2 separate regions of the Mus musculus genome follow, and region 2 is linked to region 1. A link is a contact called in ENCODE Hi-C or POLR2A ChIA-PET data. All regions are on one chromosome and are shown on one strand. Each heading gives the region's core, a stretch centred on a gene start or an enhancer-like site at or near the end of the contact. The rest is flanking DNA. Distances are from core to core; before and after follow the strand shown.

What was found. Hi-C counts contacts between places; a loop is a spot of excess contacts on that map. ChIA-PET counts read pairs that join two places held with the same protein, here RNA polymerase II (POLR2A).
Region 2: a loop to region 1 is called in a map of heart, with 4 times the contacts of the local background. The contact joins the promoter of Ciao3 here to the promoter of Mslnl in region 1. A Hi-C loop is called at or near these places in 8 of 37 maps with a recorded cell type or tissue (Patski, T-helper 2 cell, adrenal gland and 3 more). POLR2A ChIA-PET finds 5 or more read pairs at or near these places in 4 of 5 experiments (Patski and embryonic stem cell).

The regions. Positions count from the first base shown.
Region 1 is chr17:25,733,847-25,738,505 of GRCm38, forward strand. It overlaps Mslnl (mesothelin-like), which reads left to right and starts at 2,194. Exons shown (of 16, transcript NM_177822.3): 1 at 2,194-2,455; 2 at 3,017-3,117; 3 at 3,939-4,059. The coding sequence starts at 3,075.
Region 2 is chr17:25,771,512-25,776,170 of GRCm38, forward strand. It overlaps Ciao3 (cytosolic iron-sulfur assembly component 3), which reads left to right and starts at 2,265. Exons shown (of 11, transcript NM_026238.4): 1 at 2,265-2,376; 2 at 3,535-3,630. The coding sequence starts at 2,311. It overlaps Gm41550 (a long non-coding RNA gene), which reads left to right. Exons shown (of 3, transcript XR_876684.1): 3 at 899-1,033.

The DNA.
Region 1 (4,659 bases), core at 944-3,443:
GTGGTCAGTGTGAGGGGTAGGAGAGGTCTCTGAACTATCCCAGTAGCCAAGTACAGAGTGGAAAGTTGAGGCCACGGAGAAGTGAGATAGATGGAAGGCAGGCAGACAGACCAAGTTGGAGGAAAGTTGGAGCAGAAGGCCTGGGCCCTGCTCCAGAAAACACTCCAAAAACTATGTCTGCCTAGAAAATCCCAGCCAGTCCTCATGGTCTCCTGGGCCCCTGTACCTACTTGATTAGCACCTGCTCCCATGCCAGGTGGGATGTCACCTGCTGAGGCTCCAGAGTCCCAGTGGGGGACCCAGCTTGCACATTCGCCCTCATCTGTGGCTATGAGGCAGGCAAGGTTGGAAGGATATAGATTAATTAATTATACACGGCTCCTTGGAGGAGGGGCCATCTAAGACAAGGCTAACCTGGCCAGCACTTCAGACAAGGTCAAGCTAAGCAGGGGCAGTGTGCGGAAGGCCTTGCTCAGGGCTCTCTGGCAATGGCACTTACTGTGTGCCCTAGAGCCACTCACTCAGCCTCTCTGGGCCCCCCTATACTCATCTGGAAAGTCAGGATTTGAACTAGCGCAAGGCTGTGGGAGGGTTCAGTTAGCCACAACAGAAGAGAGGGATGGGATGTGGCCATATCAGCTATGACTCTACAGCTATGATCATTTGTTGATCCTGGGCCTAGGGCTGCCCTAGAGGTCAAGCCCACACTGGGCAGCCAAGTATCTGACCTCTGCCTAAGCTAGAATGTAGAAACTCTCCTCCAGCCCACCTGGGACCTGGAGGTAGGTGGAGACCCCACCACATGACACCTCCTCCCAGGAGCCAGCTCCGTGTCCAGAGCAGCCTTTTAAGCCAAAGCAGGAGATGTAAGTTAGTGGTGGAGTACTTGACTAGCATGCTCAACGTCCTAGGTTCGATACCAGGACCACAAATGAATACAAACACAAAACAATTCCTTAGCCAAAACCAAGGTCAGCAATGGAGTCAGGCTCCATTGGCAGTGGGCCCTTGACCCCAGGTTAATACTGGGGCTCAGGGTCAGCCTATCCACTATATTTAGAACACTTTTCCAAAAGTGTCCCCAGGACCTTGCCCTGGCCTCCTGCTCCACCTTCCCTCCAACTTGGCCTGTCTGTCTGTCTGTCTGCCTCCCAGAATGGAGGCCCCTAAAGTGAGTGCCTCTCACTAGTGCCGAATGTAGCTGCTGGGGACCGCTCTGTCAGTCACACTAGTCCAGACGGAAGCCCAGGAGCCCTGCAAGACTCATTCTGAGGAAGACTCAGAAACAGCCAAGCCATCTAACTCAAACCTAATGGGGCACCCACCATGCAGGACTCTGGGACTCCTGGGGGGACGGTGATCTGCTACAGCTCCCAGCCTCGCACGGGGCTACAAGGCAGACTTGATGCTTACCTTTGGGTGCAGACGGTGATTGTGTGGCTTCAGACCAACACTTCAGGGGTTCAAGGCCCTGGAGCCTTCCTTCTCTCCACGGCCCCTTCTGAAGTAAGAGCTTCAAGTAGGTCAGGGCTATGAGTCAGAAACCAGCCTGGGACACTCAGGACCCATCTGCTTCAGCCCAGAGGCTGCATCTCAGGATACACTCCAGCGGGTAGGCTGGAAGCCCCCGTGCATGCCTTCCTCTTACCTCACCCTCTCAGAGGCTTGCCTGGTGGAGCCGTCATCTTGGCCCTGGTGCTGATGATAGTGCCCTGAGGTTTTGGCAGCAGCTTTTAGGCCCTGAGTGAAGTCATCAGCTGGAATAGATGTCCAATGTATACCTCTCTGCATACTCACTCTGCTTCCCAGCCCACATTTCGGCGTAGCACTGGGTTTTAGCACCCAGAGGATGGCGATGCCCACCTACCATACTTGTCTGTGTGTGCCTAATGTCCAGTGTGGGAACAGCTTGCATGTGTAAGCTCTGGGGATCCACAGTGTTCAGATACACCTATGTGCTCAAAGATGAGACATACTTGAATTCAGGCTGCCCCTTGTCACACCCTGAATGAAGCTGGGCCTCCAGGGGAGGGTGTGTGCTGGGTGCCTGCCAACCCTGAGCTCAGCCCAAGCTCAGCCTGAGTTTCTCCTGGGGCTGAAGAGCAGGTGCGTGCTATGCCTGGGCCCAAGGGGTTGATACAAGCATTACCTGGCACAGTCTAGTCTCCTTCCCACAGGCCTGCCTGGCAGGTGTCACAGCCACAGTAGATTGACTAGGCAGAGCCATCCCGGGCTGCTTCCTGGGCCAGGCTTACAGATGATCATGAACCGTGACAGCTTTACCCACACCAGCCCTGCATTCTGGGACTCAGCTGCAAGGATCGACAGAATCTGAGCCTGGACCGCTGGCATCCGGAACACCTGATCTACTATATCATGTGGCCATCTGGTCAGAAGTAGCATCTTCCCTGCTCTGGACAGAACCTTCACTACCAGACTCCATATTCCTGCTCAGGTAAGACCTGACACCAACTAGACCACAGTGTTGCAGACTCCTAAGCATCTGAGCGTGTTTTGCTCCCTACGCAGGGTAGTAGCCTTCCTGTGTACCTCTTGGGCCTCATAGAGTCAGAAGGTCGTAGGGACCCAAAAGTCATCAGGCTGTACACCTTGTGGGAGGGAAAGTCCCTGGCACAAGGCACCCCGACAGCTCAAGCTGACCCCGGCTCGTCTTCTAGAACTCAGAGCTCAGAGGTCTCTGAGGGTTTGGGCCACCAGGCATGGGGGCACTTCTCCCCCACTGCTTGGGAGATTCACTGTTTGTGAGATTTGCTAATTGGATACAAGGCACTCATGGGTCCCCGGGGCCCAACCTGTGATAAGAAAGACCAGGTTCTCTAGCTTTCCTCCCCTGCCACTCCCTGGTGTTGTGACGTTTGTTTGCGGGGCTGTTTTCCTCTCCAGGCAGGATCAGGTACCCTTCGAGATGTTAATACTGGCTCTCTTTCTATTTCTCTCTCCCTTTCCATCTCCCATGGAACTAACCTGAGTCGCTCCCTGCCTATTATCCAGCTAGTCCTGGACCTACAACCCACAGCCTTCGGGCTTCCCTGCTTTGAGACATTTCAGCCAGGATGAGCAGAACTCTCCGACCGTCAGCTATGGGTTCCAGAGTGGGTGAGAAAAAACTTCTGCACAGAAGGGGATACCTTGGGCCCTTGGGTAGCTATGGGTCATATTGCTGCAGAGGCGGATATTGACGCTCTGGCCGTCCCATCCACATGAAGCTGGATCTGGGGACCCGCTGCAAGGGAAGGAAGGGAGGAGGCTGAGCTCCCTGGGACACAGGACAGCTAGTGTGGTACAAAGGAACATTGGAACCACAGCCCCACCAGCACAGGCCTAGGGGGTCCTAGTGTGGACAAGACAGGGCTGTGGAAGGGGCCACCACCAGTCTAGGCAGAAAGACATAGACCAAGCCCTCTTTGGTAGTTCCTGCATAAACCAGGCCAGGCTCCAAGGAGACAGCGAGACAGAGACAATGGCCCACAAAGGACATCAGAGCATGGCCTTCTTCCATAGGCCCTGTTGCTGCGGCATAAGAGATTTTGCTAAGAGTCTGCTCTGTGTCGCTGGAAACAAACCCCTTCCTCCTGGGCTGGGAGACCCTTTTATGTCCCACTACAGAAATGAGGGGCTTAGAAGAATATGGAGCCAACCCTCTGTCTCTGAGTTTTGGGGTCTCAGTGTTCACACTATAAGCACACAGAACAACAATCAAGGAGGCACTTACACACATGTACGCATGTACAGAAAACATACACATACTTGCAGATACTGTGTGTTCCAGCAGACATACCACATGCTGGCCCAGGCTATGTACACAGAAACTGATAAGGCTCTGCCAGCCCCCTCCAGGTCATCCATTCTAAGAGGAGCTGTGGTTGAAGTGGTCACAGGGAACTCCTTCTCGTGGGCTCACCAACGCTCTGTTGCAGGTGCCCTGGCAAGTCCTGGTCTCGCCCTCCTCCTGTCCCTCACCGCCCACTGCTCGGGTCCTCAGGCTAAAGGCTTGCCCAAGGGAGGACTGAATGCAAGTGAAGCCAACACATGGGTCAGGTGAGCGAAACCCAAACTGGGCAAATTGTTTTCTAAAACAGGGCATGAAGAGAAGTGGTCCTGAGAAGGTCTGTTGATGGTCCCAGGAGGAGGGGCTATGTCCAGGGTCTGTACATAAGGCTCACACAGGGCCACCATTTGCCATCACTGACCTAGAAGGCATAGCCTGACTTCAGTGACGCTCCCCGTCCTGCTTCCGGTGTCCAGTGTCAATTATACGACAGCAAGTCTCTGGCCATTGTCAATAGTGTGGACATGATCACAAGAAGCCTCAACCATCAGGGACTTACGACCTCAGCCAGTATCTCCAGGCTCTTGAAGCATTTACCTGCCAGGCTTTGAGTGCGGCCCTCTGTGAAGCCAGGCTCCCTTGGAGCTTTTGGCCATCAGCCCACACTGCTTGTACCAGGACCAGGGCCTTCAAGGCCATCGCTATTCCCTAAATTTTAGCTTAGTCGTCTTCTGTCCAAGGCTCTTCAGCCTGAGCTTGTCTTTTCCCTATTTCTTGGGAATCACGTTCACCAATGGGCCAGTCGTCAGGCAGGGCCAGGCTCCCAAGTAGGTCTAGCCAAGCCTAAGTTAGCATCAGTGACAGCCTCC
Region 2 (4,659 bases), core at 1,015-3,514, 38 kb after region 1:
CCCAGCAACCATATGGTGGCTCACAACCATCTGTAAGATCCAATGCCCTCTTCTGGTGTGTCTAAAACCAACAAAAACTGAGTATAGGATTTTAGTACATCAGTTTTTTTCTCTTGTAAAATCGCATGCATTTGTGTGTGCACATACATGTGTATGGGTACATTTGTGCTATGTTGTACCTGTGGAGGCCAGAGAGTCAGTTTTCTATTTCCATTATACAGGGCCTGGGATTGAACTCAGGTTAGCAGGCTTGGCTGGCTAGTGGCTGGCCATGGGCCCCAGGGCTCTCCCTGTCTCTACCCTCTCAGTGGGATTACAGGCAGCACATGTCACTGTGTTCAGCTTTTACATTAATGTTACAAGTCACACTCAACTCATTCCTCATGTCTGCACAGCAAACACTACATCAACTCTCATCTCAGCTGGGTGTGGTATCGAATGCCTTTAATCCCAGCACTTGGGAGGCAGAGGCAGGCAGATTTCTGAGTTCGAGGCCAGCCTGGTCTACAAAGTGAGTTCCAGGACAGCCAGGGATACACAGAGAAACTCTGTCTTGAAAACAAAGAAACAAACAAACAAACAAACAAACTCTCGTCTCAGCCTGATTGTTACCATTTCTAGTAGACATTTTGGTGACATTAATGATGTTACAAAGCCAGGCATGGTGGCACACACCTTTAATCCCAGCATTCCAGAGGCAGAGGCAAATGGATCTCTGTGAGTTCTAGGCCATCCTAGTCCACCAAGCGAGTTCCAGGACAGTCAGGGCTACACAGAGAAACCCTATTCTGTTTAAAAGAAAAATGACATTCACGTGTGCAGCATCTATTCTAAAGACTTTTCTAACCACCCTGATCAGAAACCTTCTCCACACCTGAGGTCAGCTTTCCATCTGCAGGTTTGCCTGTCCTGGACATTTTTGCTGAATGGTGTCACACGTGTGGCCTTTTGTGACTGGCTTCATGAAATCCACTGATTGTAATGTCTTCAGGGATCACCTACATTACACCAGGACTTCATTCTTTCTACTGTTCCAGGCCATTCTGCTCTGTCTCTCTTATTGGGCCTTGGATATGCCTCACATCTGCCAGCCGTCCACTGGGTTTGTTCTAATAGACTTGGGTTTGGTGGTGGTGGTGGTGAGTTTGAATTTCCAGGGATCTATGTATCACCCTCCTTCCAGCATTAGAATCCTCCCAGCAACCCTGTATACAGTTACCAAACCCAGACACTATTGTGGATGCCAAGAAGTGCATGCTGAAAGGAGCCTGATATGGCTGTCTCCTGAGGCCCTGCCAGAGGCTTACAAATACAGAGGCAGATGCTAGGCAGCCAACTGTTGGACTGAGCACGGGGTCCTCAATAATTAAAGAAAGGACTGGAGAAGCTGAAGGGGTTTGAAACCCCTTAGGAAGAACAACAATATCAACCAACCAGACCCCCCAGAACTCCCAGGGACTAAACCATCAACAAAGGAGTACACATGGCTCCAGCTGCATATGTAGCAGAGGATGGCTTTGTCATGCATCAATGGGAGGAGAGGTCTTTGGTCCTATGAAGGCTTGATAGATGCCCCAGTGTAGGGGACTTTGAGGGAGGGGAGGGGAGAGAGGGTGGGTGGGTGGAGTAACACCCTCACAGAAGCAGGGGAAGGGAGGATGTGATAGGGTGTTTCCAGGAGGGAGGGAGGGAAACTGGGAAAGGGGATAACATTTGAAATGTAAATAAAGAAAATATCCAATTTAAAACAAGAATCCTCCTGGCAAACAGAAACTGTCCTTTGGCCCTGGTCCAGTCCAAGAACCTGCTTCTGTAAATGTTCTCCCACACTCCAGTCTTAACATCTCAACAGCACTTGTCTATCTCATTTTTTGGTAAGCCCATTCCAAGGCATTCCAGTGAATCAAAGTTAATTTTGTGTTCTCCTGCCCACTGCATCTGGAACCTTCCTTGAGTATTGCTAGGTCAAGGTGATGAATGAAATCCGGATTCCGACCCCTACGGGAAGCGGGAGAGACTCTGAGTCTCTAGTTACATTCTTTGCGTTATTTGTCTTTGCTACCCTGCTACACCACAACCAAGGGACGCAAGGGAGACCGAACGCTGTGCTGTGGAACTTGCAGCTTGAGTCCGCTGGGCCGAGCGCTCAAGGCCGCCGGCAGAGGGCGCGCACGCTTTTCAAAGCTTGTTGACGGAGAGAAATGAGCATGCGCTGGAATTTGCGTTTTCCGGCAGAGTGGCGGAACTGCATGTCATTTTGGTGTCATTTTGCGACACCCCCGTGTGACACTCGGCGGCAGTGAGGCTGTCATGGCGTCGCCCTTCAGTGGGGCACTACAGCTGACCGACTTGGACGACTTCATCGGGCCATCTCAGGTGGGCCGGCCAAGGGCGAGTCGGGCAGGAGGAGGGTCCGAGCCTGGCCGTGCACCTCGGGAAACCTCTCTCGTCTGTGTCTTTTCCCAGGGCCCAGGACCCAGGGCCTCAGTCAGTCTAGTTCCCTTTTCACAAACACAGACAACTGAGGCCAGGGAGGGCCAGACAACGCGGTTACTGGGCCCGGAGCGATCCCTGGGACCATGGGAGTGTTTAGTGGTGACAGGCAGGTTTAGTGTTTAAAAAAAAAAGGTGGGGGGACTTGTTGTTATGTGATCTTAAGTTACTGTTGTAGTAGTGTCACCCAGCTGGTGATGCAGAGACATGGTGGGGCTGAGTTAGCCTCCACACACCTGTGAGATATCCCTTCCCACTCCTCTCTCAGAGCCAGTTGTCATCTCTGTGGACAGGGACCATGTTGAAGGGACAGGTTTGATGTCCACTTGGGCCACAGCCACAGCTAATGTTCCTGACGTTGCCTCGAGGAAGAGAGAGGGATACAGACAGACCGCCCTGAAAACAGGAGCTGCTGCCCTTGCTGGGTCTTCCTTTGTCTCCAGAGCTAGCCAAGTCCCATGACCCATAAAAGACGGGCTGAGCTGCCACACGGACAGGATGAACTGGGCCATCTTACCCGAGACTGGCCCTTTTCTGGAAAGCCACCAAGGTTCAGGAAGCGATAACAGGAGATGTCCAAGAGAAGGGGAGAGACATGGAGTTTCATCTGTGGTCGTGGGATGGAGGTGACCTCTAGATGTTTCCAAGGAAAGCCTTCCTGTCTGGCCAGGCCTCTGACACTCTGATCTCCGGGGGTGTGCTGCTATGTGCACGTAGGAAGGGCAGGCTAGTCAGGGCTTCTTGCATTAGCTTGCATATAGAGTTTGTAGCAGATTTCATGGTGATTCTGGAGAAAGAGTGGCCTTGATGGCATTCTCCTCACCTTGTACAGAGAAGGGTGGGCAACCAGAGCTCAGCATGGCTTCAGTGGCAGGAAGGTGGTAGAATTGGCCTCGGTGGTGAGCTTCACTCTATGGCCGGTAGCCAACCATCCCTGAGGCCCTCCATACCCAGCCCCCCACCCCACTCCCCACCCTCCCCACCCCCCGTCCAAGTTGCTTTCTCCTAATAGAGCCTGGTGTGGGGTCTTTCCTGGTGTAGAATTGCATCAAGCCTGTAAAGGTGGCTAAGAAGCCAGGAAGTGGCATAGCCAAGATCCACATTGAAGACGATGGCAGTTACTTCCAAGTGAACCAAGTAAGGACCCTGAGGTCTCACCACATCCCTGCTGGGGGCTGGCGGTGGCAGGAGGGGGAGGGAGGCTGGGGTGTGGATCTGAAACACACATCTTCTTCTGCCTTTCCCAGTCGCAGATGTGGCCACCCTGAAACTCACTGCATCTCCCCAGCTCTCTCACTGGTCACATTCACTGACCACGGGGAGCTGAGATGATGAACAGGGCTGCCATGGTGAGCAGCCAGTCTGTCCTGTTCTGCACGGGGCAGGAGGAGCCTCCCCTCCTCCTTTGCCCCCTACGTTTAGTAGCATAAGATTTTGAGGGGGTTGGTTCCCTCAAGCCCCTCCTCCCTCTAATCTGAAAGTTAGATCCTGATGTCTGTTAAAATTAACCCTGCCTGGCTGCCCTTTGCACTCTAAGGAATCCCCTTCAAAATACCGTGCGCCACTGCCCTGAGAAGGGAGGCCCAGCCATGGGACCTCTGAATAGGGGAGGAACCTTGGGCAGGTTCAGGGAATGGGTGTGCATATCGCCATGAGCAGTGACAAGCCCAGCTGTTTGTCTACAACAGTGACCTCGTGACAGTCTGTGGCATCAGCTAGACCCCAGTGTACCAGGAGGCCCTGGTTCTCAACAAGGGGTCCCATGGATGGAGGGACAGAGGAAGGTGCCCATCACCACTGGTCTGTGCTTTAAGGACAAGTGGCCTTGTCCGCATGATGCTGGTGTAGCCTGGGCCTGTGGACCTTTGGTTTCCTGGCGTGGTTAACCTCAGGTTGGGGCATTGGCACCAAGCACAGGCTCCGAGAATAGCTGAAGCTCACCTAGCCCTGGCTCAGACCATTTCTGCATCTGCAGCAGTGTTGATGGGCTCAGCCTGGCACCACATTTGCATGACAAGAACCACTGAGGGTGTCCTGGAGGCCCTGGTTTGAATACTGGGGTCCTGGGTCTGTTCTACCAATTCTGATAGTTGTTACTGTCTGTACAGCCTTCTCTCGCATTCCCCCACCCTCTCTTCCTTCCTCCATTCTTGGTTATCCCTCCTC